Regions from separate parts of the Mus musculus genome. Here regions 2, 3, 4, 5 and 6 are each linked to region 1. A link is a loop called in an ENCODE intact Hi-C map of the cell type or tissue named here. Cell type or tissue: left cerebral cortex. All regions are shown on one strand. Region 1 overlaps Pde8b (phosphodiesterase 8B). Region 2 holds the start of Zbed3 (zinc finger, BED type containing 3). Region 3 overlaps Wdr41 (WD repeat domain 41). Region 4 overlaps Pde8b (phosphodiesterase 8B). Region 5 overlaps Pde8b (phosphodiesterase 8B). Region 6 overlaps Pde8b (phosphodiesterase 8B).

Evidence for each region. Hi-C counts contacts between places; a loop is a spot of excess contacts. Peaks named below come from ENCODE experiments on the same cell type or tissue, not always from the same donor. Only the 100,000 strongest peaks of a DNase experiment are listed, where the experiment ranks them.
Region 2: it touches region 1 in a loop (2.3-fold over the local background); 2 of 42 quality-filtered maps call a loop at or near these places.
Region 3: a loop joins it to region 1, with 2.3 times the contacts of the local background. A loop is called at or near these places in 3 of 42 quality-filtered maps.
Region 4: a loop joins it to region 1, with 2.3 times the contacts of the local background. A loop is called at or near these places in 4 of 42 quality-filtered maps.
Region 5: it touches region 1 in a loop (2.4-fold over the local background); 3 of 42 quality-filtered maps call a loop at or near these places.
Region 6: it touches region 1 in a loop (2.5-fold over the local background); 5 of 42 quality-filtered maps call a loop at or near these places.

The regions. Positions count from the first base shown.
Region 1 is chr13:95,218,013-95,222,012 of GRCm38, forward strand. All of the region lies in intron 1 of Pde8b (phosphodiesterase 8B), which reads right to left. Among named protein-coding and RNA genes, the nearest start is that of Pde8b, 3.1 kb to the right of the region's middle. In left cerebral cortex, no CTCF peak of the experiment used is centred here; DNase peaks (open chromatin) are centred at 1,732, 3,457 and 3,878; H3K4me3 peaks cover 1,935 bases; H3K27ac peaks cover 1,284 bases.
Region 2 is chr13:95,322,807-95,326,806 of GRCm38, forward strand. Zbed3 (zinc finger, BED type containing 3) reads left to right here and starts at 2,019. Exons shown (of 2, transcript NM_028106.3): 1 at 2,019-2,538. In left cerebral cortex, CTCF peaks have their summits at 1,633 (motif pointing left) and 2,417; DNase peaks (open chromatin) are centred at 806, 1,626, 2,229, 2,777 and 1 more place; H3K4me3 peaks cover 2,409 bases; H3K27ac peaks cover 1,647 bases.
Region 3 is chr13:95,015,643-95,019,642 of GRCm38, forward strand. It overlaps Wdr41 (WD repeat domain 41), which reads left to right. Exons shown (of 14, transcript NM_172590.3): 11 at 1,685-1,806; 12 at 2,475-2,563; 13 at 3,190-3,323. Among named protein-coding and RNA genes, the nearest start is that of Gm48350, 2.8 kb to the left of the region's middle. In left cerebral cortex, a CTCF peak has its summit at 2,493; DNase peaks (open chromatin) are centred at 2,521 and 3,325.
Region 4 is chr13:95,079,530-95,083,529 of GRCm38, forward strand. It overlaps Pde8b (phosphodiesterase 8B), which reads right to left. Exons shown (of 22, transcript NM_001374003.1): 10 at 3,585-3,645. The region is part of intron 1 of Gm41025 (a long non-coding RNA gene); the gene reads left to right. Among named protein-coding and RNA genes, the nearest start is that of Gm41025, 31 kb to the left of the region's middle. In left cerebral cortex, no CTCF peak of the experiment used is centred here; DNase peaks (open chromatin) are centred at 1,786, 2,223 and 3,282; H3K27ac peaks cover 3,312 bases.
Region 5 is chr13:95,108,021-95,112,020 of GRCm38, forward strand. The region is part of intron 2 of Pde8b (phosphodiesterase 8B); the gene reads right to left. Among named protein-coding and RNA genes, the nearest start is that of Gm41025, 59 kb to the left of the region's middle. In left cerebral cortex, a CTCF peak has its summit at 1,749; DNase peaks (open chromatin) are centred at 318 and 1,694; H3K27ac peaks cover 785 bases.
Region 6 is chr13:95,089,934-95,093,933 of GRCm38, forward strand. It overlaps Pde8b (phosphodiesterase 8B), which reads right to left. Exons shown (of 22, transcript NM_001374003.1): 7 at 345-423. It overlaps Gm41025 (a long non-coding RNA gene), which reads left to right. Exons shown (of 3, transcript XR_003950703.1): 2 at 1,214-1,382; 3 at 1,505-2,927. Among named protein-coding and RNA genes, the nearest start is that of Gm41025, 41 kb to the left of the region's middle. In left cerebral cortex, a CTCF peak has its summit at 1,820; no DNase peak of the experiment used is centred here.

The DNA.
Region 1 (4,000 bases):
GGATTCCTGGCCCATTACCAACCTGTCCTCACCTCTGTGGCCTATCTTATTAGAGCTCCAGTAGGTGGGCACCACGGGGAGATGTCAGTAGGAACTGTCTCACCTCTAAGTGCATACTGTCCCTTTCTGATTTCAAGTGCTGCTGTTGTTTTGTTTTGCTTTTGTTTTTTTTTTTTTTTTGAGACATGTTTTCTCTGTGTAGCTATAACTATCCTGAAACTCACTTCGTAGACTAGGTTGACCTCAAACTCAGAGAACCCCCTGCCTCTGCCTTCCAAGTCCTGGGATTAAAGGTGTGCACCACCACTGCACAGCTCTGATTTTAAATCTTATTTGAAAGTTTAAAAAGAAGAATAACCTAGATGCCTTTAAAAACTAATATAACTACAGTGCAAATCAAGGGAAAAATTAAAATAGGATCCCTTGGGCTGCCTCACATACAAGACACTATAAGTTCAGTTCTCAGCACTGGCTCTAATTTGTGTGTCATGAGGGGGAAGGAACTGCGTAAAAATACACAATGGCAGAAAGTAAACCCAGGTCCAACAAATATCAATTATAGCACTTGCCTGAGCTTAGTAAACGCTATGCTTCATTTTGAGATAAAAGAATAATGAAGGTAATAGCAAGAACACCAAGAATGAGGATATGACCATGTAGTTGTTCTGTCTGACATTCAATGGGAGTCCAGAGGGCCCTGGTCCTCCATGGCAGAGGCAGCTGAGGGAAGTGTGATGGGAAGACCAACCATCAAGGTCCATGCAAGCCCAAGATGGTCCTGTAGGGAACTGAATCTCAAGAAACCTGAGTGGGCTACATGCTCCAGCTCTCTTCCCACTTACATTTTGGAGACAACTGTGAGGATTCCAACTTTGACACCAGAAAATGAAGAGAGAGCTGTGTCCACAGCCACAGGACAGTATAGTCTGCTTTAGGTGGCCGCACATAAGTTATCTGAGCCACGGGACAACTTCACTCATTTAAAGGATGGGCTCTCCAAGTGTGGCCCCCAGATCGTCAACAAGACATCTCCTAAAAGCTCACTGAAACTGCAAGTTCCCAGTTTCCTCTCAAGTCCTATGAAATCAGACACTCGAGGGGTGGGGCCCAGACCCACTGTATGCTTTAACAAGCTGGCCAGGTGATTCTTGTTTGAGAGTCAAGACTTAGAAAAACAAGAACTCCTATAAAAAGTAGCTCTAATCCTCCCCCCCCCCCCCCGACCAAATAAAACTCATTATTTACTGTGTGATCACATAAATATTTCTCTTCCTTTTATGTACAGTCAGCTAGCATTATCCTCAATGGCTCTAGCATGGCATGGAACAATTCTATGGAAGTCATCAACAACTGGTTTAAGCCCCTTTGGAAGAGATCTACCCTCCTGTGTAGGCTTGGCTCACTAAACATTATGGATCTTTCCCAAATCCCCAGCATCTACAGGAGAGGTTGGCATAAATATCAGTGGAAGGAATATGTGAGCATGGTGAAGTGGGTAGACAAGGAGAGGTATTGGCCCTCAGCACAGAGTCATCTGGCTGGTCACCCCTGGATGACACCACCTACATCCACAATCAGCTCACCTATGTCGAGTGTAGCATCAATAAAGACGACTAGGACTGGCTCTCAGTCCTGGATGCTCCAAGTAGCAACAGCTGGTACCAGAAAAGATTGGTAAGAATTCCTAGTTCCTGCCCAAGGGAAGTTCAGTTGTCTCCTCTGAGGATTTCTGAACAAGAATTACAGAACTGCCATGCATCAGGAATGAGCATCCTGTAGGAGTCTCCCGTTAGAGTACTATTTTAGAAAAGCAAGCAAAAGAGAGATGAATTGCTAGGAAGTTGAATTTTTACAGCAACTGGGAGACAAACTCCTTACCAGAAATGGAAACTCATGTGATATCATTTCACTGCATATGAATTATTAATGTTTATAATCTTTTTTTGCCAATTAGGTATTCAAGAAGGTTCCTGTTGACATCATGTTTGACATCATAATGCTTCATCATTCTAAAAGCTTAATGAAATAAATTATTGCTAGAAAAAGACAGAGATCAAACACACTTTTTTTGCACTCAGGGGAATACGAGAAGCCAACTGGATAATGAAGATATTGTTTACCATTGATGTACAAAAAGGAATGAAAAAGAAACATTAAAAAAACCCCAGTGCTGTAAATGGGACCAAATGGGCAAGACTTTCTTTTCCTACCCAAGCACTCAGAAAGAGAAGAGGAGCCGCACACCTGACAACTATCACGCACTCAGGGAAAAGGAATTCTTATTCTAAAAAGCAAAAGAAATTTTTTTTTTTTTACACACTTATCACATCCATGTAAGAGAACAGAAGATGTGAACTCTACAATTGAAACCAACCGTAGAACACTGAGTGGGAAGGTAATGGGATACTATTAAGTATTTGGGGGGGGGGTAATTGTGTGATAATACATTCTATAGTGTTTATATAAATATACATGATCTAATTTCAGTGTATAATCTCTGAGGTTTATGTCATGCATATTCATGTGGAATCACTGAAATATCACTCTCCCTTCCAACATTCCTAGTAATGACTTGGAATAAATTAAGCTCTTATTTGGAAATCTTGTTGATAAAGTGACTTAAATTCCTCCCCAGGTCAAGCCTTTTAACACTTAAGCCAAGTAGCACGAGATTTGTTCAAGTTTATAGTAACTGCTAATAATCGGCACCCATTTTCTCCACCAGTTTTTTACTCCATTTGGTTTCTAAGTAGCCTCTTGAGGAAAGCATTAAGACGAAGAAAAATAGACTCATTCATTATTTTTTTTTCGTTCACTAAACAAACACCCAGTAGCTGGGGTTGCCAGGTATTAAAAAATGAGTTCCTTGCTCCTATGAAAGGAAAAAATACATAAGTTTCTCTCGAGCAACCGAAATGAAATACCGCAAGCTCATGAGCAGCCACTATTCTTGACTATGCTTTAGGCCTTCAAATCCCCTTTCAAAACCTCACGTTAAAAATGTTGCTAAATATAGCCTTCTTAGCACCTTGAAATTTCTTCTAATGGTAACTTTATGTTGCTGCTGGCAGGGGACCCAGAAAGCAGCAAACAAAAGCAAATTTTGTGCCCACCACAGCCCTCTGTAACAAATATTTAATTGAATCCAGGTCTCTACTCTTCAGATACACTGTTAATATTCAAAAGTAAGAAAATAAACTTATTCCTGATACATAGTAGGTATGTATTAAATGGTATTTTATGTTAATGGTGATCACAATTATTGCTAGAAAAAGTCACAGCCATTAGTAAACACTGGTTAAGTTGTATGTAGCAAAATGAGATTCCATTTTACAAAAATGAAGTTCATGGAAAGGCAGCCCACTATCCCTACTGTTCCTCCAGTGTGTCTGCACTTCGTTCAGGGAAGACCCAGAGCTTCCTCACACTGGGCCAACTGTTGAATGTATTTTTACTACCAGACATACAATTGTGTCTTTGTCAAGGAATCATGGAATGGTCCCTGGTAATCTACTGACTACATAAGAGCTGTGTGTATCTAACATTAAGAGCTTAAAGACGTATTTTTCCTCTGCACAATGAGATGTGCTATTGCTCTTGGGTTTGCTATAAAGCAATTAATCTGACACAGTGAAATCCTCTCGGATGTAATCGTACTTTGAAAACATATCTTGGAATAGATTTTCATCAGGAACTATTTAGAGACTGTTTTAACCATCCATTTCACATCCTCACAATCCCACCACCCACACCCACCCCGGAAGACATGTATGCAGAAGCACCATCCTGAGGCAGCTGCCCTGAACTGCTGGCGTTCCAAACTCTGGCTGGGTTCTCTCAATAATGTCCAGGATACAGTCATCCCAGAGAAACACTATAGTAACAGGTTCCACTTGGCTCTCCCCTAGTCCCTTTCTATAGCTCTTCAAACGTAAGCAGCCTAGTTCATTCACAAATCCCTGCACTGGGCCACTGTGCAGAGAACTCCATCCAGCCTAGC
Region 2 (4,000 bases), 100 kb after region 1:
ACTACTGAGGCAAAACCTACTACTATGATTCTGCTCAACTAACACAGCGATAAACAGCTCCCAATGACATATTTTTATACCTGTATGTGAAATCAGTACTTCACAAGACCTTCATCGGAGAAGCTGCTTCTTGCTGTAGATGCTAATTAACACAGACCCACAGCTGGACAGCTTGTAGAGTCAGAGACTTTGGAGCACTCTATCCTAAATGGGATGTCCTCGTCACACCTTCCCCGAGGCTCTGGGACTCTGTGGGAGAGGAGGTGGGAACAGTGTCAGAGCAAAAGGTGTGGGTGACTCCAAGGAGACCGTGCCTTCCAGACATACCAAGGTGACACAGGTGACACACAGAGACTGTGACAACATGTATAAGACCTGCAAAGGGGCAAGCCAGACCAAAGCCCAGTGGAGGAAGAAGTGAGCAAGGTCCCACAAAGAGCCGATTGCAATTTACACCTGCAGGGAGAGGGAGAGAATAGTGAGATATTGTCTACCAACCCACACCAGGATGGGCCTCATGCTCACGGTAGTTGGCCAATACAAAACTGTCTCCATGTGTGATGACTATTCTTGGTTATCAACCTCACTGCATCTGAAACTAGCTAAAACCCCAAAATGAAAGGCACACCTGTGAGGGATTTTTACCTAATTTGAAGTGGGGAGATCCACTTCTAATCAGGAATCTTTGAGGTAAAAAGACACACCTTTAATCTTTTGAGCCAGAAAAACCCCACCCCTAATCTGGGCCACGCCTTCTGCTGGAAGCCTATATAAGGACACGGGAGAAGACAGCTTTTTGCTTTTTGCCACTGTACTCTGGCCTAACTGGCAAGTCCATCGCCAGCGGCGGCGGTTACTCCTGCAGGATTCCAGCTTCTATTGAAGACCAGCTGAGACACAACTACTAGATTCTTGGATTTTCCATTCATAGACAGCTACTGTTGGGTTAGCTGGACCACAGCCTGTAAGTCATTCTAAAACTTCCCCCTTTCTCTATATAAAGAGAGGAATTCGGTTTGTAAGTTCTGTTACTCTAGAGAATCCTTACACACTTTTTAAAATGTGTTTTCGTTCATTTGTTTGTTTGTTTTACTGGTTTGCTGGGTTACAAAAGAATATGATCAAAATATATTGTATGAAAACATTTAGGTCAATCTTGAAAGAGGGGAATCTAATAATCTCGCCATTGCAAAAGTATTCCTTTCGTGATACCCAACAAGATTTTTCTTTTCTCTGAAATTCTTGGCATAGAAGAAAGTCAACAAATAGGTCTATCAGGTGTGTGTGTGTTTAAGTGAGGAGGGTTATAATATTTCCACTGCAAAACACGTGCTCTGCATGAGCAAGGTGCTCCTCCCCAGCGCCACTTGAACCAAAGCAGTTAACATGGATTGTATTACCTACAAAAGAATTTCTTGGTTTTTTGGTTTTTTGTTTTTTTTTGTTTTTTTTACATTTATATCTTTTTGCTTATTGTCTTCTAGCAAGGCTTCGTGCCCATTGTTCATGTGACTTACTTTGACTAATAGAATGTGAGCAGAGCAGTATGTGGGCTGAAGAGATGATTGGGGTGGGGGGGCGGGGAGTCGGTTACCGCCGATCCATCGCCCTCTTCTGGATTCCACTGACACTGCACCCATGCATGCACAGACACCCACCACCACCACCACCACGCAAAAACACTAAATTAAAAAGCAACAAATTAGTGACTTTTGTTTTGTTTTTATGAATGAAGGGCAGAACGTGCCAGCTGTGCGTTAAGAGCTAACTGGTGCGTTCTTGAATTTGGCAAGTCACTTCCTTGCGACTATTTATAGATTAAAAATCTGTATGGTGGGAATATTTGAACGGCTGGAACAGCAAAACGCTACACAACAGGATTGCCCGTCAGCCTGCAAAGCCCCAAGGCTCTCGCCCGCACCTCAGCGGGCTGGTCTTGAAAAAGGTTTCTCTTTCCACCTGGAGCGTGGAATGCAGAAACCCGCCTTAGAACGCAGCCGCTAGCGGCTGATGTAACTGTAAATCACGCAGACGCTGTTAACTGAATATAATGAAGACAAAGGTAGTTCCCTGTGCTGGTGGTTTGGGTGGACACCTTTTCCTCCTAAGACCTTGATTGCAAGGACTTCTGACTAGTGCCATATCAGAGGCCTTAATCTGTAAGAATGCGAGCGAGCAGTGCGCCCAGCTGAGGATCTGGACCCGCTGAATCCAAGGGCTTGGAAGGTTAACGCGCAAACGTGCAGAGCCACGGTTAAAACGCTTTCAGCATCCCTGCGCTATTATTGCACCGTTTAAAAACCTCCGACAGATTTCAATTCGTTAAACTAGTTCTCCATCCGTTACTCTAAACTCCTCCCGGACCGGATGGTTTAGCAGCGGCGCCCCGGCGTCCAGACCACGCGTCACCGCCCCCCATGGACGCCCCGAGACGCGCAAATTGAGCGCTGTGTCTTTAAGGGGGAATCGGCCTTTTCCGTCCAGGACAAAATGTCTGCGAGGAGCCCGGAGGCGAGGGGCGACCATCGCGGCGTCCGGGTGAGCGTGGCTGGCTGGGGCTCGGTGGCGTGGCTTGGCTTGGCGGGAGCGACCGCAGGGACACCAGGGGCTGCAGTGATCTCAGGGGCCCGCGGGGACGTCCGGGATCGGAGAAACCGCGGGGTGGAGGGGTGCGGGGGACGCCACGCAGGACCTCGGGGACTTCGGGAGCCCCTAGGCCGTGGGATCCAGGGTCGCAGCCGCGGGGTCTGCAGGGGATGCCTACCACCCCAGGCTTGGCGGAGGGGCCCAGCCTGCGGGCTTCCGGAACCTTCTGGAGCGTCTCCGCTCTCTTTGGTTAACCAGCTCCGGGGGGTGGGGGGTGGGGAAGAGGGGGAACTGTCCCCGTAAAGTTGCCTCGGTGGAGAGTGACTTTGAGCCTCATGCGCTAATTGCGACTTGGTTAATGTTTCCCACCTGTGTGTGTGTGTGGAGGGGGGGGGGGGGGCTGTAAGAAAACCGGTGTAAACCAGAGTAAACCAGAATCTCCTCCTCCACTGGACACAAAAGAGTTTCCTGATCCGGGCCTGGCTCACTGGAGCCTTTGGTTGTGCAAGCCTTCTGTGGCCGGCTTAAAGCTTTACTAAAAAGAATAGGATTTTCCTTCATTGGAAAAAAAGTACCTGCCATTGCTGAGCTCCAAAGGTGTTTAGAACAGCTGTTGAATAGTTTCGTGAGTTGAGATAATTAGTGGTGTTCTGAATTTTTTATTTTATTTTTTTTTTTAAGACGGGGTCTGTTTCCTTGGGTGACCTGAAACTTGCCTGTGTAGACCAGGCTGACCTGGATCTTACAGAGACTACCTGCCTCTGCCTCCCAAGGGCTTGGATTAAATTCATGGGATTAAATTCCTGGTGATTCCAGTACTGTTTATTAGTGCACACTTTGGCCTCAAATAGTTCAAGGCAAGTGACAATAAGAAGCATAGGAAATGTTGTTTTTTAAAGTGCTAATCCATACCACATAATTCAAAAGCCACATGTGTGTGTATATGTATGTGTACATATACATATATATTAATGCAGAGCTGAAAGAAAGGTGCACTTTCGGGCATAGTGCATTATTTTACAAGGCTTTAATAGTGCTTTGGTGGCTTTTAGCTAATGGTAGAAATAGCTGAGAGTTCAGCTTACAGCATTCACGTGGCTTTTTTTGCTTCACTAAATAGCTATGAATCCAGTACTTTATTTTTTTTTAACAGCCCATGTAAAATCTTTTTCTGAATATTTTCCCACTTAGCTCTTTGCTTCACAATACGTTGCAATCATTTTCACTGACTTAAAAGTTTGTTATGGGAATGCTCCCACCACCGTGTGCTCATGACCATGAGGATGCCTGAGGGTCCGATTCCACAGAGCCTGGCTTACAGGCAGTTATTGGAGCAGCTGGACTGGGAGGCTCGGGGTGGAGCTCTGCCCTCCGGAAGAGCGGTCAGCGCTCAGAACCACGGTCATCTCTCAGG
Region 3 (4,000 bases), 200 kb before region 1:
CATCCTTGAGCCTGATCTTGCATGTAAGAGCATTGTTAGAATGCAAATTACAGACCTTATTTGGCTGGATTAAGGAATCCCCATCGTGTTTGAGGTTACTGTTTTACTTGTTTTAAACTCTGGTGTAGTTCCTAAAGAGGAGAGCATGTTAAAACGTTGAGAGATGTCTCCCTTCCAGGTTGCTGGCATGCTGGCTCTAATAACTTGGGTGAGAGATGTCTCCCTTGCTGGCTCTAATAGCCTGGGTGAGAGCAGCTCCTGGGCCTGGCCTCAGTGCTTCCGAAGCATGTGCTGGAAAGCCAGCACCACACATAGCTGCACACTCGGCTGCCCCTGGCCTCTGATCTCCAGCAGTGTATTCCCAAATTGTAACTCTTTCCTTTCAGCCGCGGTGGCTCAGGGAGCCCCGTGTGTTAAAGGAGTTATTTTCTCAGTGTTCACAGCCATGGAGCAAGGCGCTGACGGATCCTTTCTTTCCCTTTAGTCTGTGCTTTCTCTTACACATGCTATCATTTCATTAAACATTGGCAGTAAGAGTGCTTTTCTCTTCTTTGTGCTACTCTTTGTGCCACTTGTGTGTGTGCATGTGTGTGCACATGAGTGTTATGTGTGCATGTTGCCTGTGTGTTGTGTGTGTGTGTTTATGTGGGTATTTTGCATTCGGTGTGCAGCCAGCACTGAGTGTGAGTTTGTAGGCTGAAGGTCATTGCTGAGTGTCTTCCTCCATCTCTTTTTGCCTTAATTTAAAAATATTCGTGTGTGTGCGTGCATGTGTATGAGAGAGAGATAGCATGTGTGTGTGTGTGTCTGTGTGTGAGAGAGAGCATGTGTGTATGTGAGAGAGATAGCATGTGTGTATGTGTGCTGTGTGTGTGTGTGTTTGTGTGTGTGCTGTGTGTGTGTGTGTGCACACGTTGTCTTTTTATCCCCATGTGGATGTCAGGATAATTGCAAGAGTTGGTTCTCTTCTTCATCCCAGGGGTTCCTAGGATTGGAACTCGGGTCATCAGACTTGGTAGCAGGCACCTTTACCCACTGAGCCACCTTACCAGCCTTTCAATTTCTTCACTTTTAACTCGCCCATCTGGAAAGTAGCAATAGTGCCCTCCTTTTGTACTTAGCAAGATGCTGTAAGGCTGAAGTAAAGCGAGCATTAGCAAAAATACTTTCTAAATTCTTAAAGTGCCTTTTTAATTCTTCAGCTGACTTTGGGATAGTGCCACTACAGCATGCACCCCTCCAGGTTGTGTATGGCCTTGTGTTTGCTTAGGATGTGTGGTGGGAGTCATTTTGCCTTCATTTCCAGACAAGAACAGCCGAGTAAATTCCCAAGGGTCCCTGTGCTCTGCGGAAGCCCAGGGCGCACCTCTGCACCTTCCTCCATAGGGCCAGGGTAGCAGCCGCCGCTTCTGCAGCTCTGGTCTCCAGAGAGGAGAAGGCAGGGCTGAGCCACCCTGTGCAGAGCCGTCTCCATTGGGCTTTCTTCCTACTTGCTTAAGGTGCTAACCTTTCCTTGGTGGCTTTGACATTGGGAGCTTGAGAGGGCAGGGCTGTAATTTCTGTCTGAAGGTTGGAAAGGTAACAGTGGCTTTCCGATGTCACACAGGGGCAGGAAATCTATCACACTGGGTAGTGAAGACGAGCTTTATGCCAAGTTCTGACCTTTTTCCCCCTCCCTGCCTAGAATATATTTGCTGCAGTTGGAAGGGGGTTATATGTGTATAACCTACAGTTGAAGCGTGTGATTGCCTGCCAGAAAACTGCACATGATTCCAACATCCTACACATCGATAAACTTCCAAACAGGTACTGGTCCCATCTCTCCTGCAAAGATGAAAGTCACGGTTCCCGGGGTCACCAGCGTAATTTCTGCAGTGGCCAAATTATCTGGCCCCATGTCTTGACCTTGGCATTCTTCTTCAAGTAGAGAGTGTGCCATGACTGACTGTAACCAAAGAGCTGTAGCAATAGATGACAAGTTTACAGAAGCACCAAGGGCTTATTTAAAATTGTCATTTAATAAGGTAAAAGGCCTCGGTCACCTACAATGTACTATTTTTTCTTTTTTCATATTTTCTATAAACTCGTTTCTTTTTATGGTGGTGTATGTTTACAGCTAAAATCAGACAGTAAGCCCATTACATCCTGAGGCTCCTAAATGAGGGTTGATTCGGCAGCTAAGGATCCGGTGATGTCGCCCCGGAGCAGCGTTACGCGTAGCTCCTATAAATAAAAAATAGGAAATGGAGGTGATAGTTTTTTGTCATTGAGCAGTGTCCTATAGTGTCCTGGGTGCTTTGCTGGCAAATGCTTCCAGTTTGAACTGTAAAGCCATGTTAACCTGTGACGGTCGGCCTTGCCACGAGCTGGCTGCAGTCAGAGGAGGGCCGATGGTTTCCATGGTTTTGGCAATGAGCACTTAGCCCCCTGAGACTCTCCTTTGGTCCTTTTCTCTTTGGCTTTTGTTCTCACAGGCAGTTAATCTCATGCTCGGAAGATGGCGCTGTGCGCATGTGGGAGGTCCGAGAAAAACAGCAGCTGGCAGCTGAGCCAGTCCCAACAGGTGTGCGCCTTCCTCCACTAAAGCCAGTCCTCTCCCTCCTCTGTGGCTCCTCCCTCCCTCCCTCCCTCCTCTTCCCTCTCTCCCCTCTTTCTTCTCCACTTCCTTTCTCATCTCATTTGACAGGAAAACAAAAGGTGGTAAAGAGGAACCACAGGAACCATATAGAATATGCTCTGCGTAGGAATCAGACACTCACAGCAAGTGTCTTTTGCCAGTGTAAAACTGTCCCATTATTTCAACTGAATTAATTGCAGTTTTATATTCTGAGAGAAAACTGTGACTTTCATGTAATCTAAATGACCAGGAAGCACCTCCCACCAGCCTGAAGTGCCTTTCTCCTGATTTTCGGTGATTACATACACCCTTCAAGGCTGTTTACTTCTCTTGCATTCCAATGTCTGTCTTCTTGCCACTAGTGGATGGATAGGGCAGCATAGGAGATGAGAAGAAGCTAAGTGAACTAGGAAAACACAACATAATGTATTCCCAGACCCCAGCAGTGCCTGTGCCATCAGCTCAGCCCTCGACAAACCAAGTGTGAGACATGATTGTATTCAAACTTTGTCTTCCCGTAAGGAAAGAGCACGGTAGTTTTTGAAATGACTGAAATGAATGTCCTTTTGTAGGATTTTTTAATATGTGGGGATTTGGAAGAGTAAACAAACAGGCCAGCCAGCCTGTTAAAAAGCAGGAAGAAAACGTTACCACGTGTTCCCTGGAGCTCATCGGAGATCTCATTGGACATTCATCGTCTGTCGAGGTACTTCCAGGAGGCCTGGCTGGGCTTGCTCGTGCGTGTGCCATGCTTCTTTTGAATACAGTTGCTCTACATAAGACCCACACACACTCAGCTGCAGGCTTTTGCAAGACAGGAATATCGAATAAGATAATGATAGTACAAGCAGTTAGGACCATCCTTCATAGAGACAGGATCTGAGGACGCAAGCAATGTATTGGTTTAAGGACAGGCTTACTGGACACTGTATGGGAGGAGGGAGCTGATGACAGGACAGTGTTAGTGACCTTGACAAGAATCAATAGGAAGTGTGCGGTGTTGGGGCTCTGTGTGTAGGGTAAAAGCCTCAACAGACTCTAGTTCCAGGGATCATAACCAAATTCAGAATCCGAATATTGTCTCCATCTGCCCTTGGTTAGTGCCTGTTTGATAGGCCCCTGCTACCTTACCGTATGCATCGTGAAGTTTGGGAGCTGTGCATAAGAGTCTCACTCGTGGCACTGCAAGCTCACTAATATTTTACAGTAAGCACTATTGTTTGTAAGGGAGGAAGGGATTGGTGGCGGTACAGAGGCCATGGGAACTGGTTACAGCGTGACCAGATAGCAGTGAAGATAATGCACTTCCTCAATTGTTCTTCCTGGTTTTAGCTCGTGAGGAACAAATTACCTTTAGTTTGGGTGGGTGTTCATGACTAGAAG
Region 4 (4,000 bases), 140 kb before region 1:
CACATTAGTTCTCACTTCTGTCCCTGCTGTCCTCAGTGTGTTGATACTGTGATGCCCAAGTGTCAGTGCCCAGGCTGGTGTCAGGCTAAAGTAGGCACAGTGAAGCTGCCCAGGTAGCCTAGCTCATTGAGTCTAACAGCTGCTCTCCATTTAGAGGTCAGGTGACTGGAAACATGAAGGGAGATTGGGGGGAGCATCAGAGGGTTCTAGAAGTGGGGTCCCCACCTCCCAGCTCTGTGAAGCACTGTGTGACATTGGGCTAGAGCATTTGCCTTCTGCCCTCTAGCAGCTGCTACTTTAAATGGTTGATTAACCAGAATATTTTGTCTGAGCCTGGCTTCTTTGTTCTCCTCACAAATATACACAGTGGAAAGGGAGGCTCTCTCCAGAGAGCTATGTTCTCTGACTCTTTAAGAAAATCACTTCCTATGGAATGGGGAGACATGGGCGCCTCCCCAGTGGCTTCTCCATAGCCCCATGTGTCACACCTCCACAAGAAGACTAGGCAACCTGGTGAACAGTGCACTGTAGCCCTGTCCTCCTGCATGCTGGCTCCGCATGTGCTCTTCCCCTTGGATTCAAAGCACATTGGCTTTGGGAATTGCCATGTTCACCCTATTGTCATAGTCAAGAAGAGGAATCGAACACTCAGGCATGGAGGGATGGCAGTAAAGAGGCCCCTCTGCTTTCAACAGGCTCCCTGCCTTAAGGCCAGACTCCAGGCCAGCTCAGAGGGAACTGGCATGGTGATGTTGTCTTTAGCACCCCTTTCTCTGTTCGAGTCTGACTGGACCAGGGCTGCACCAGGCTAGATTCCTGCAGTTCTACATACGGTTTCTGATTTAGAGCCAGACCTTGTGAGAAGGCAAATGGATCAAGGGACCTAGGATTTTACATGCTCTATGTGGTAGTAGAACAACTCTGACAGGCTCTGAGACGGGACAGTGGTGGCATGAAGATAAAGGATGTCCAGACTGGGTAAGTCTGGGAAACCTAGGCTGTAGGTGGCATAAGCAAGTGGGAAATGCAGGAAAGAAAATGACCTTTTACCACCAAGGTCGGCAAGTATCTCCTGTAGAGAGTAAGACAGTAAATGATGGAGGCTTTGTAGAGCCAGAGGCCTCTGTGTAGTTGTTCTGTTCTGGTACATGTAAAGGCATGGGAAGAGAGCATGGTCACGCTCCAACAGATGCTTTCCTCAGAGTCCTCAGGCCTGGGGTTTGATGCCTGTACAGTTTCAGTTTTCTCTCCCTCTGGGTTCCACTTTGTTTAATCTGTTTACCTGTCTCAGGCCCATGGCTTCTGGGTGCCCATACTGAACTAGGTGGAGCTCTGGGGAGCAGGTGTGGGCAGCAGACATACTTTGGCTTATCGCTCAGAGCTTACAGATTAGAAAGAATCTTTGGTGATGACGAACACGACCAGACGTGAGCTCTCTGGCACACAGCTCCATTCCCTGCTCAAATGCTAGCCCATGCACTGGTTGAGTGTGACATCAGAGCTGGACCCCAGGAGCAGAAGCTCAGAACAAATGCCTGCAGACAGGCCGCTCTGCTCCAAGAGCCCTCCCCAGCCCTGAGCAATCTCCATGGCTTTAGCCTTCTTTGGGGAGAAAGAAAAGGACTGTAGCCAGCCAGAGGGACAAGACGCTTTACTATTGGAAAAAAATCTAAGAGTCTCAGGCCTGTGCAGCACCATTAGGTGACGTCAGTGGCTCAGGGGATCTAAGCTCTGTGCTTTCACTCTTCTCAGAACAGCAACTGATTCATGGTAGCAAAGGGGTTTCTATTTAGAGCTGCAGAGGAGAGGCGGCCTCCGTGTCCTGGCATCCTATGCTAACGGCCTGCCCGTTCCCCGTGGGCAGCAGGCAGAGTTCACAGGAGGCCAGGACTGAGACACTCTACTTTCCACAAGCTAACCAATGTCCCCAGGCCTACTATGTACTGGCAGCTGGGTATACAGAGGCTGTGACACTGCTAGAGAGCAGAGGGCAGTTTAGCACACAGACAGCTATGACAATGGGGAAGGGAATAAAGGGGCCTAGATTCTTGGGCTGAGTCATGAAGCACCAGTAGGAGCTGGGGCTGTAGAGGTACAGGGGTTGATAATGGGGGCACTGGAAGTTGTTTCACTAGAGGAGAAACCCTGGAATGAGCACGAGTGAGGAGAAGAGAAGGAAACTGCCTAGCTTACAGCTCCATCCCTCACTAAAATGCAAAGTCATGAGCTGATCTGGGTGTTGCATGGGGCCTGGCCAGGAGCCACCATCATGGCTTCTGTAGAAAGACGTGCTGAATCTTAGACCAAAGACCTAAGTTGTTCCTGCTTAATTTCTGGCATGAGAATGGATGCTGCTAAGTCATTGTGTCCTCTCTTGTGGATCCACATCCTGAAAATGGTGGCCGGCACTACTTTATGTGTATACAGTAGTCATCTCTAGATGGACACCAGGGTTCCATGCCCCCGTCTTGTCCTGTCTCATGCAAACCTCATCCTTCCTCCTGGTATGGATGTCTCAGTGAGACTGCTTGATGACGTTTGGTCCCTATGACCTATTCTCTTCCTTCCCACGGTCTCCAAGGTCTTTCCTCTCAGCACGAGTTATTAATACATCCTTCTCTGACCCTAGATTAGGTTCTCAGTGGTGAAGGAAGCATTTTGGGTTGGACTCAATCTTATGAGCAAGGTATGGCCACAGATACTTTTGTCACCTGGGGCTCCATGAAGCTCGCTCCACCCAGCCCCTCTGCCCGTCTGGAATTCTCTCTCAGAGGAGCCCTGAGGGCTTCCATCTTGCTGCTAGTTCAGCTCCCTCACCTGGCCACACCTCTCGCTCCCCCTCAAGTCCCCACTGTGTGAGAAAAGAATGGGATTTTGCCTTTGAAATTCCTAAAAGACACTGCTCCTTCTCTGATAGCCACGGGTCATATTTAACACACTCAAGGTAGCTTGCTCATAGCCATATTTATTTCATACTTCATACTCCATGGATTATAAGGTATGATATGGAAGCTACATGAGCAAATGGTAAAACTATAAATCACACACACACAAAAAATACCTGAAACACTACTGTAACACTATAAAACTACCTCAAAACATTCTTACATCTACCAACTTGCTAAACTCTGCTACTTCAGAAGACAACATTCAAAAGAAATGATGTATGGGGAAAGAAAATCACAGTGCTAATTTGGAGTGGTTCTTATTTTGGCTGCTAGCTGGAGGCGTGACTGCTCGCAGGGGTATGTACTTTCCTTTTGTTTAAGAAATTAAGATGGGAAATGGGACTCTTCTTTTTTAGTTTTGAGGAAGCATCTTATGTTCCCTTAAAATATCTTAGCCTGGAGAGAGCCATGAGGCATATAGCATGAACCAGAGCACACACTCCTAACAAAGCAAGACAGGCTTGTGGAGAACCGAAAACCAAACCAAACCAAACCCCAAGCAGCTGCCAGAGGTTTCCCCACACACCTTTTTAGTCAGCAATTACAAGAAAATATGGAGAAAGACAAGTGGAGAACAGGGGTGAGAAGGACGCATGGGCAAGCTGAGGAAGCGGCAAAGGACACTGAATACTGTACCTGCTTGTTACTGTCAGTGGTACAGCACAGCTTCTTGAGGGAGACAAAGTGCCTAATTTTCCTAATAACATAAACAGTCAGTGATTAGTGAGCCAGGCGGGAGAATAAGGCAACAGGTCAGCACACGGACAAGTCTCCTCGATGCTGAGCTCCAAGGCCTTCCTCACGCAAATATGATCACAAGCCCCGTACCCCCGAGGAAGCCTGGCTACTGTGGACGTACCACCCTCGTGGGCCTGCCATTTTCAGGGACTGACATGCCACCACAGGAAAGCCGGCTTTCATTCGGCTGACACAAACGTCATTGCTTACATGAAAAGCAGAAGACTCATTCGGAAAGTGATGAGATTTTGTTGGTCGCTGTTTTTCTCTCTTAAACATCCTATGCTGAGCACTGTGGCTCATCGTAAGGATGG
Region 5 (4,000 bases), 110 kb before region 1:
GGCTGGGATGTAGCTGGGAGGACAGAGAGTGGAATACAGGTAGGTGCTCAGTCATTCTAGTAAGGGGTGGGTGTTGCTGGCTGTGGTTGGAGGTTTTTCTTCAGTTAGGCCTTTTTTTAGGCGAGGGAAAGAGCAAAATGACTGCCAGGATAACTAACGTGGGTTACGAAGGTTACATGATGATTTGCAAATGTGCACATCTGGTTCAGTGCAAACAGTATTTGCTTCCAAGTCCCGGGAGACTCGATGCACTCAGCACTAGAACAGCTGTAAAGACACAGGAACTTCAGAGAACTTACAACAACCTGAGAGATTACTGTAAACATCCAAGCTCTTGCCAACATGGGAAAAGGCTGAACGTGAGCTGTGACGCTGGCAGAGCTGAACTGAGGACCATCTGCCTCATCATTGCTGGGCTCAGGAACCCAGAGTCTCTGGAAGTTAGGAAGCTAGGCAAGTCTCACCATTACTTGAACCTGTTCAGGGCTGGCCTGTTTCCCACCATGTTCCTGTGCCCAGCAGAAGGCTGGTGCTCCCAAGCTGCCCAGTAAAACCTTGATGAGTGAGACAGTGACTACTTGTAGGGTTTTATAAGAATTATAAGAAGACTATTTCTGCTTTGTTTTTGAGAAAGGGTCTTGCTGTGAGGCTCCTGTTAGCCTTGGATTCGCAGCCCCCAAGCCTGCCAAGTAACTGGGATTAGAAAGCAAAGGGTTTTATTATTCTCATAGTAGGAGTGAGACAACCCCCAGCAATATGGCACCATGCAAAAGCATCATAATCAAAGACTTTGCTAAGGCATTTAATATCCTCCAGCATTCAACTCCGGTTTAAATAATTAGGGATAGAATAGTAGTCTCTCAGCATGAAAGGATTTTTAAAGCAACACCATAGGTCATGGTAAAACACCCAAAGTGTTTCTGTTGTAATCAGAACAGAAACAAGCTAAAGTGCCCAACTGCTACCATTAGGTTTGAAAAATGTCTTATTATTTGAACATTAGAAACCCATAGGGAAGTAGACACAAGAATATAATGAATCTCACCCACCCATCAATCAGTTTTGGCAATCGTCAACTGCTGGCCAATATGGGCTTGCTCTAGCCCAGTGGTTCTCAAGCTTCCTAATGTTGTGACCCCTTAATACAGCTCCTTATGTTGTGGTGACCCCCAACCTTAAAATTATTTTGTTGCTACGTCATAATTGTAATTTTGTTACTGTTATGAATAGTAGTGAGAAGAGTCTGATATGCAAGGCCTGTGGTGGTTAAGACTCTAGTCCACGTCTTGTGTGTGTGTTCGGCAAATCCACCTAACATATCCAATCCACACACATCTGTTAAACAGAAAGAGTCATTCATGTAAGTATACAACTACATTACTATTTGGTACCTAAGCTCCCCTAATAATCCCTGAATAATATCAGCAATATCCAATTATACACACCACTCATCTTACACTCCCAATCATTTTCTGTTTTCTCAAATATCATGCTTCCAGAAGCAGAATTATATATATATATATATATATATATATATATATATATATATATATATGCATAATTTTAACATTTTTTCAGCCCATGGTTTCAAACCATCTGCTGGAAAACACAGGCCAGCTCTATTTTCTCCTTCGAGCCTGGGTCTATCCTTCCTCAGTCTGGGATGCTCTTAGGTCTCTAGGTCCTGCTAGAAAGAGGCAGGAGGTAGCTCTCCTGAGAGAGGTGAAGGGCACCTCCTTGTGGGCTGTAACAGAACAAAACCTTCAGACCAAAGTGTTGCTACAGCAAAGATAATGAGGGAGGCCAGGTAGGAGCTTGTTTGTGTAAAAAGTCATTAGCCTCTTACTCAAGACAACTGTGATATTACAACGAGAAACAGCAGAAGCTAAGAGCCAGAAGCTGACGGAATCTACTCTAATTTGTTTGGTTATGTGATGGGTTTATAAACAAAAATCTCAACAATTTCCTCTTGGTCATTATTGCCCCAAATTGACTAGTACAATAAAAATCACAAGTCTCCCCTCTCCTACTGGGCTGTGCTACAGATCCCAAACAACCCCATTCGTTTCATATATTTTTACATAAGACTGGAGTGCCTCACTTTAAAAAACATTAACAAGAGGCATCATTCTACAAACTTTTCCTGAACACTTAAATGCTTGATAATTTAAAAAAAAAAAATCACTTAGTGTGTGTTGTTGGACAAAATAAAAACTCCTTGTTGGAAAAATATAAACTTGTTTGCCATGGTAAGTAGTAAATAATAGGATATTCACACTGAGTAATGATAGTTGGAAAGTTAACAACTGATAAATTCCATCTAAAAGGAGACTTCAGAATGGGTGCCAACACATGGAGGAGGTAGGTGGTCAAGAAAGGAGTTGGTGTCTGGAAGGAAAGCTCTCAGAGAGAGTTCTGTAAGCCCCTAAGATAGCAGCTCTCAACCTTCCTAACGCTGTGACCCTTCAATCCAGTTTCTCATGTTGTGCTGACCCCCCAACAATGAAATTATGTCTAGGCCAATTTACAGACAAAAAAAAATTAGGCATAAGACTGCTTTAAACCATAGGACTGTATTAACCATGCTATGACAGCCAGTTTTGGCTATCAACTGGGCTACATCTGGAATCAACTAAACCCACTCAGCTGGGCATACCTGGAAGCGACCATATGAGCTGGAAAGGCCAACCTTAAATCTGGACCACACCCACTGATGGCAGCCTACGTAAGTGACATGGAAGAAAGAAGCATTGCTTTTAGCCTGCTTGCCCTCATTGTTGCTGGCAAGTTCATCTATTCTGACGCTGAAACATTCCATTGATAGTATTAGAACCCACTTCTCAGAGATTCCAGTGTAGACTGAAGACCAGCAGCTCTCTAGGGTTTCCTGGGAGACCCCACTCCTGATTGGAACTGCTGAGATATTCAGTCTCAAAGACTAAACAACTATTGAGTCCTTGGCTTTTCTATCAGGAGACAGCCGTGGTTGGACTACTCAGACCACACAGCCTGTAAGCTGCTCTAATAAGTTCCCCATACATGTCATCATGACTTGCTATTGACCAGTCCAATAGAACTCAGGACTACTCTTTCCTATTGGACCATTGCTACAGATTATAACCAATCTAATTCATTTCACAAGCCTGGAATGTTTTTTCCACTCTTTGAAAAAATAGCAAGAGGCATTACTCCACAAATATTTTCTGAACACCAACCATGTACTATATACAAATATGTATACATATATTAATATGCATGTGTAAAGTAGTTTTTCTTTTCATTCTATCAGTTCTGTTCCTTTAGAGAACTCTGATACACATGCCTTTCTCATGTTTTGACATCTGAGTTTTGACATTGGGGAGACAAATCTCTCAGAGTTAATGAATTCCTTGAGATGAGAAATGACTGCTCAGGTGCTCAACACATGTGTGCGCATGTGCATGCATACACACAGAGACATAACACACACACACACACACACACACACACACACACAGACACTTTGCAAGCCTTCTGTAGATTCTGTAAAAAATTGAACCCCTCTCTCTTCCTCCCTCCCTGTGTATGTGTGTGTGTGTGCGCACATGCACATGTGCATGCATTTGGAATACTGGGAACTGAACTCAGGAACACATATATACTATACTATGTGAGCACTGGTCTTGTTGATTACCCTTGAATTTATAGTCTGGAGCTGCAAGCAGTTGAGGTTTGGTCTTTTGTTGTATATTGTAATGCTAAGTGTGGACCCCCCAAGACCTGGTCAACCCAGCGATGAGACAGTCTGCATGTAGACTCAAGAGAAGCTATGTGACCTTGCTCCCAAGTTATTTCTGATTGGTAAATAAAGATGCCGACAGCCAATGGCTGGGCAGAAGCAAATTTAGGATTCCTAGGTTTGGGATTGAAGGAGTGGAGGAGAAGAACATGAAGTAGGAAGAGAGTCACAATGGGTTACGAGTCAAGAAAACATGGCCCCAAGGGCTGGCCAATTGGAGTT
Region 6 (4,000 bases), 130 kb before region 1:
TAGGAGGACCTGGGTTCAGTTCTCAGTACCTACATTGTGTGGCTCATAACTGCCCATAACTGCAGCTCTAGGGTATCACACACCCTCTCCTAGATTCTACAGGCACCCAGACACACGTGCACACACATACAGTTTAAAAACGATAAATCATCAAATAACCTTTATTCTCTTTTGAATAACTAATTCTTAAGTTTGCCAGTCATCTTCTTACATACTGATTTTCCTTTCTTCAAGAAAATGTGCAAATACGAGAAAATTATGGGAGAGTATTTGAGATTCAGAGGTGGGTGGAACCTGAAAGGCTCTTTGTCAGTGTTAATGATGTGAAGCGCTTCTTCCCATACCTGAATCACATGGTCATCACTTGTTATTTCTATGGCTTCGTGACAGTGGTCTAACGCTGTAAACACTGAATTACAGGCCCTGAAAGATGCACAAGATTAGTGTTAGTTCTATACAAACATTGATTGAACGTTGTTAATTCAGCAACATAGACAGACCCCAGAGTCACTAACAGTGTGCACTCGTTATTGTTATGATCTGACTGTTGGTACCCCTTTGTTTTGATATTTCAATCCAATGTGCAGTGTTGTAGTAAGGGCATGGTCACGGCTGTGGTCATGGCGAAGGTCAAGTGCCCATCAATTAGGAGAACCCAGTGTGGCCCAAACTGACCACGAGATATTCTGGCCTTTTGTAACATGCAGAGACACATTTGTTTTCCTTTTCTCAAGCTTGCAATGCCACTTAGCCTATAACCACACCCACAGGCATGAAGACAGACAGGAGTGGCAGGTAGACCCCACCCATTGTCCAGTTCTTTGCCCCTGTATAGCTTTCTATACCGCTAGCTCCTTTCTGGCTGACTTCCTCTTTGCACCTGAGGAATATGAATAGAATCCAACTGTGGTTTTGATTTAAACTAATTTCCCAACAGAAAACAACTCCAAATACATTAAGTTCTGACCTATCCAGCACTGCAACGTCGTGACTGGAACCCTGGTATTAAAAGAGTCCCAGGGAAGGCTTTCTTACACAGGGCAAAGAGAGAAATAAAAAGACAGGATAATGTTGGCTTATGGAATGGATATTTCTTCTTGTGGGGTAAATCCTTCACTGCTATTTTTTCCACATAAAAGAGATTATAATTTGTTGTCATTTTGACCCATTTGTTAGGAGAACAGCAGAGCAAAGTTGGACTGTATTTTTCTAGCTGCAGGATCCCATGCCGCTTCTGGCCTTCGCTTGCTCTTGTTTGCCCATCTCGAGAACAATTATAAGAATGTGTTCCGTGGACGTTTGTAATGGTCGGGACGACAGATGGCATACGCAGGCATTTCTCAAAGTGCTTCGGGACCACACATGGAAGACTCCTGGCTGGGGTAGGTGATAGTACTTGTAAGATCACAGAGTCCTGCTGCTTTGTTCTCTGAGGCTTGTGAACGCCTTTAGTGAAGGGAAAAAATCTCATCACAAGCTATCTTCTTCCTCGAGTCTGTTTCAGTGACAGCAAGCTAACCAGCCTGCAGACGGGAAGGACCTCAGTGGGCTGAAGGATGATTGATGCCTGTTCCTATGGCTGCAGACATGAGGCTCTCTGCATACGAGTATGAAAGCATCCATGTTCTGCTCAGCAGGGCAGAGCCGGACCAGCTCGATGCCACTGACAGTTCTGAGCCCTTCAGGCCATTTCTTCATCCAATTGCCCCACCCCCACTAATTTGTTCTGTGTACTGTCTAGCCACCATTACTGTGTGCAAACATGTTCTATCAAGTCAGCAAAAAACACTACGAAGGGTGCTAAGACTGTTACCACTGCCATCACTCTACTGCCCCCTTGAGAGGCAAGCAAGAGCCAGGTTTGTCAAAAGCATTTTCCAGACACCTGGTCTGGACTGCACTCAGCTCCACAGGAAAGCAATTCCAGGTGCGAAGGGTGGAGACATCAACGCCAGATAGGCTGACTTGTCAACTTTGAGAGCTGGGTAATTATGTTCTGCTGAACACATTTTGACAGACTCCTCTTGGCGTCTGGTTTCCTGTAAAGTACATGTACGTCTCAACTAAACGTGCAACCCGGTGTTTCAGACACAATCAGTTTGTCTGCGCATAAGGCGGTTCTTAAATAAGTCCCAGAGATACAGAACCTTAGGCCCATGCTCATCCATCAAACGTAAACTCTTCAGAGAGAATGCCCCAAAGACAGACCAAATCCCTATCTAGTGACATGAGGGGACACTGGTAGGGACAGGAATGACACAGCATTTCCCCTTCCTGTCCCTACCATGCCATGCCTGACCAGCTGCGATGTTTATTTTTGGGTAGATGACTCTATTTAAATAAACCAGCAGCAAACTGGGGCAATCAATTTGAGTCATGTTCCTAGAACCAGGGAACCTAATCGAGTGTATTAATTATTCATACTTCTCAGGCAAAAAAACACTGTGGCCTTGTTAATTTTTGTTCTTGGAAACTATGACCTGCAACTCATATGTCCTTATTTTTTAATCCTTAAGGGTAGAGGTTAGAAAGCCGTGAGGGAAAAAAGAAACAGAAGAGAGAGAAAGATAATGGATAGTGCAATCATTTGTTCTGTGCCTGCCGAAGGGTTTCAAAGATTCAGGTGACTGTTGCAGGGTCCAGACCACATCCATAAACAACATAGTGGTCCAGTGGGGGCAAAGTGCACAGTGCAAATGCGGGTCCCTGACTGTGCTCTAGCACTACCACCAGAGTGGTAGGCAGTTGGGATCACAAGGAACGCACTCCTGGTTCTCAATGTCTTCTTGTCAATTGTGGCTGGGATCCACATGTGCTGTTCTGTATATCTTAGAAAGGTATTCCATCTGAATTCTACCCAAAGAGAACACACACACACACACGAACACACACCTCATACACATGCATATACATACATGCACACACACATGCACACACATACCTCATTCACATATATACACACATGCAGGCATGCACATATGCACAGACACGCATCACCTTAAACAAGGATGGGGCTGAGCAAAGCAATGGCTTTTAGGAAGAGTCTGAACATATGTGCACATCTAATCAGAGTCTCAGAATTAGCCAAGAAGACCAAAGAGCAGGCAAGGGGACTCATGGGAATCATGGGTGGTGGCAAGAATGAGAAGGGATTTATTCGTCCTATAAAGTGTAGATGGTAGTCACCATTCACAAAGCCCTGGCCTGAAGTGTCCACCTTTAGTACTGGCAGCATCCCACAGTACAGATGTGTCCTTGAAGAGTGACAGTCATGCTACATATTTAGCTACAGCTGGGGGCAGAATTGTAGGGGAAAGTATTACATAATTAGACTATAATTATTCTGGCATTGTATAATAAAGAGCTCATTTCCCAGTCTTTAACAAATGACATAGCTGCTCATCTGCCTTGGGGTGCAGGTAGATGCTCTATATGCCCTTGAACACCCTAAGGAACTGGAGCAAGGTCATTGTCTGAGTCATTCTCCTCTGGATGATGGGTCCAAATTTTGTAGGCTCAGAGAGATTCGCGTAATATACATGTACTCCCAACCCCCAAAAGGGGGTGCACTCAAGAAGGCTGAGGGAAGGGCTGGAAACTAACATATCAGCAGGTGGAGAGGCGAAGAACAGCTGCGCGTGAGGCAAGCCCTGCTTCCTGGGTCACTGATTTACATGAAGAGCCTGAGCATTCCATTATGAGCCCAGCAATGGATCCAACTCTTCCAAGAAGTTCCTGGGAGGGAAGGGATGCGAAGTGGTAGTGCTCACAGCATTGGAAGACGAGAAACTTGCAGCAACACTGTGATGAGAACATGTGAGCTTCCATACTATGAACCACGAAGGTCTCAGCAGCACAGGGATGTGCAGACAGGGCTGGCATGTGTAGCACGATTACCAGGCAGGCCTGCATCCTGCTTGCCGTGGTCAAGGTGCCCTAAATCTCCCTGAGGGCAGCCCCAGTGCCGGGATCTGAATCAGGACAAAATCTAGCGGGGACT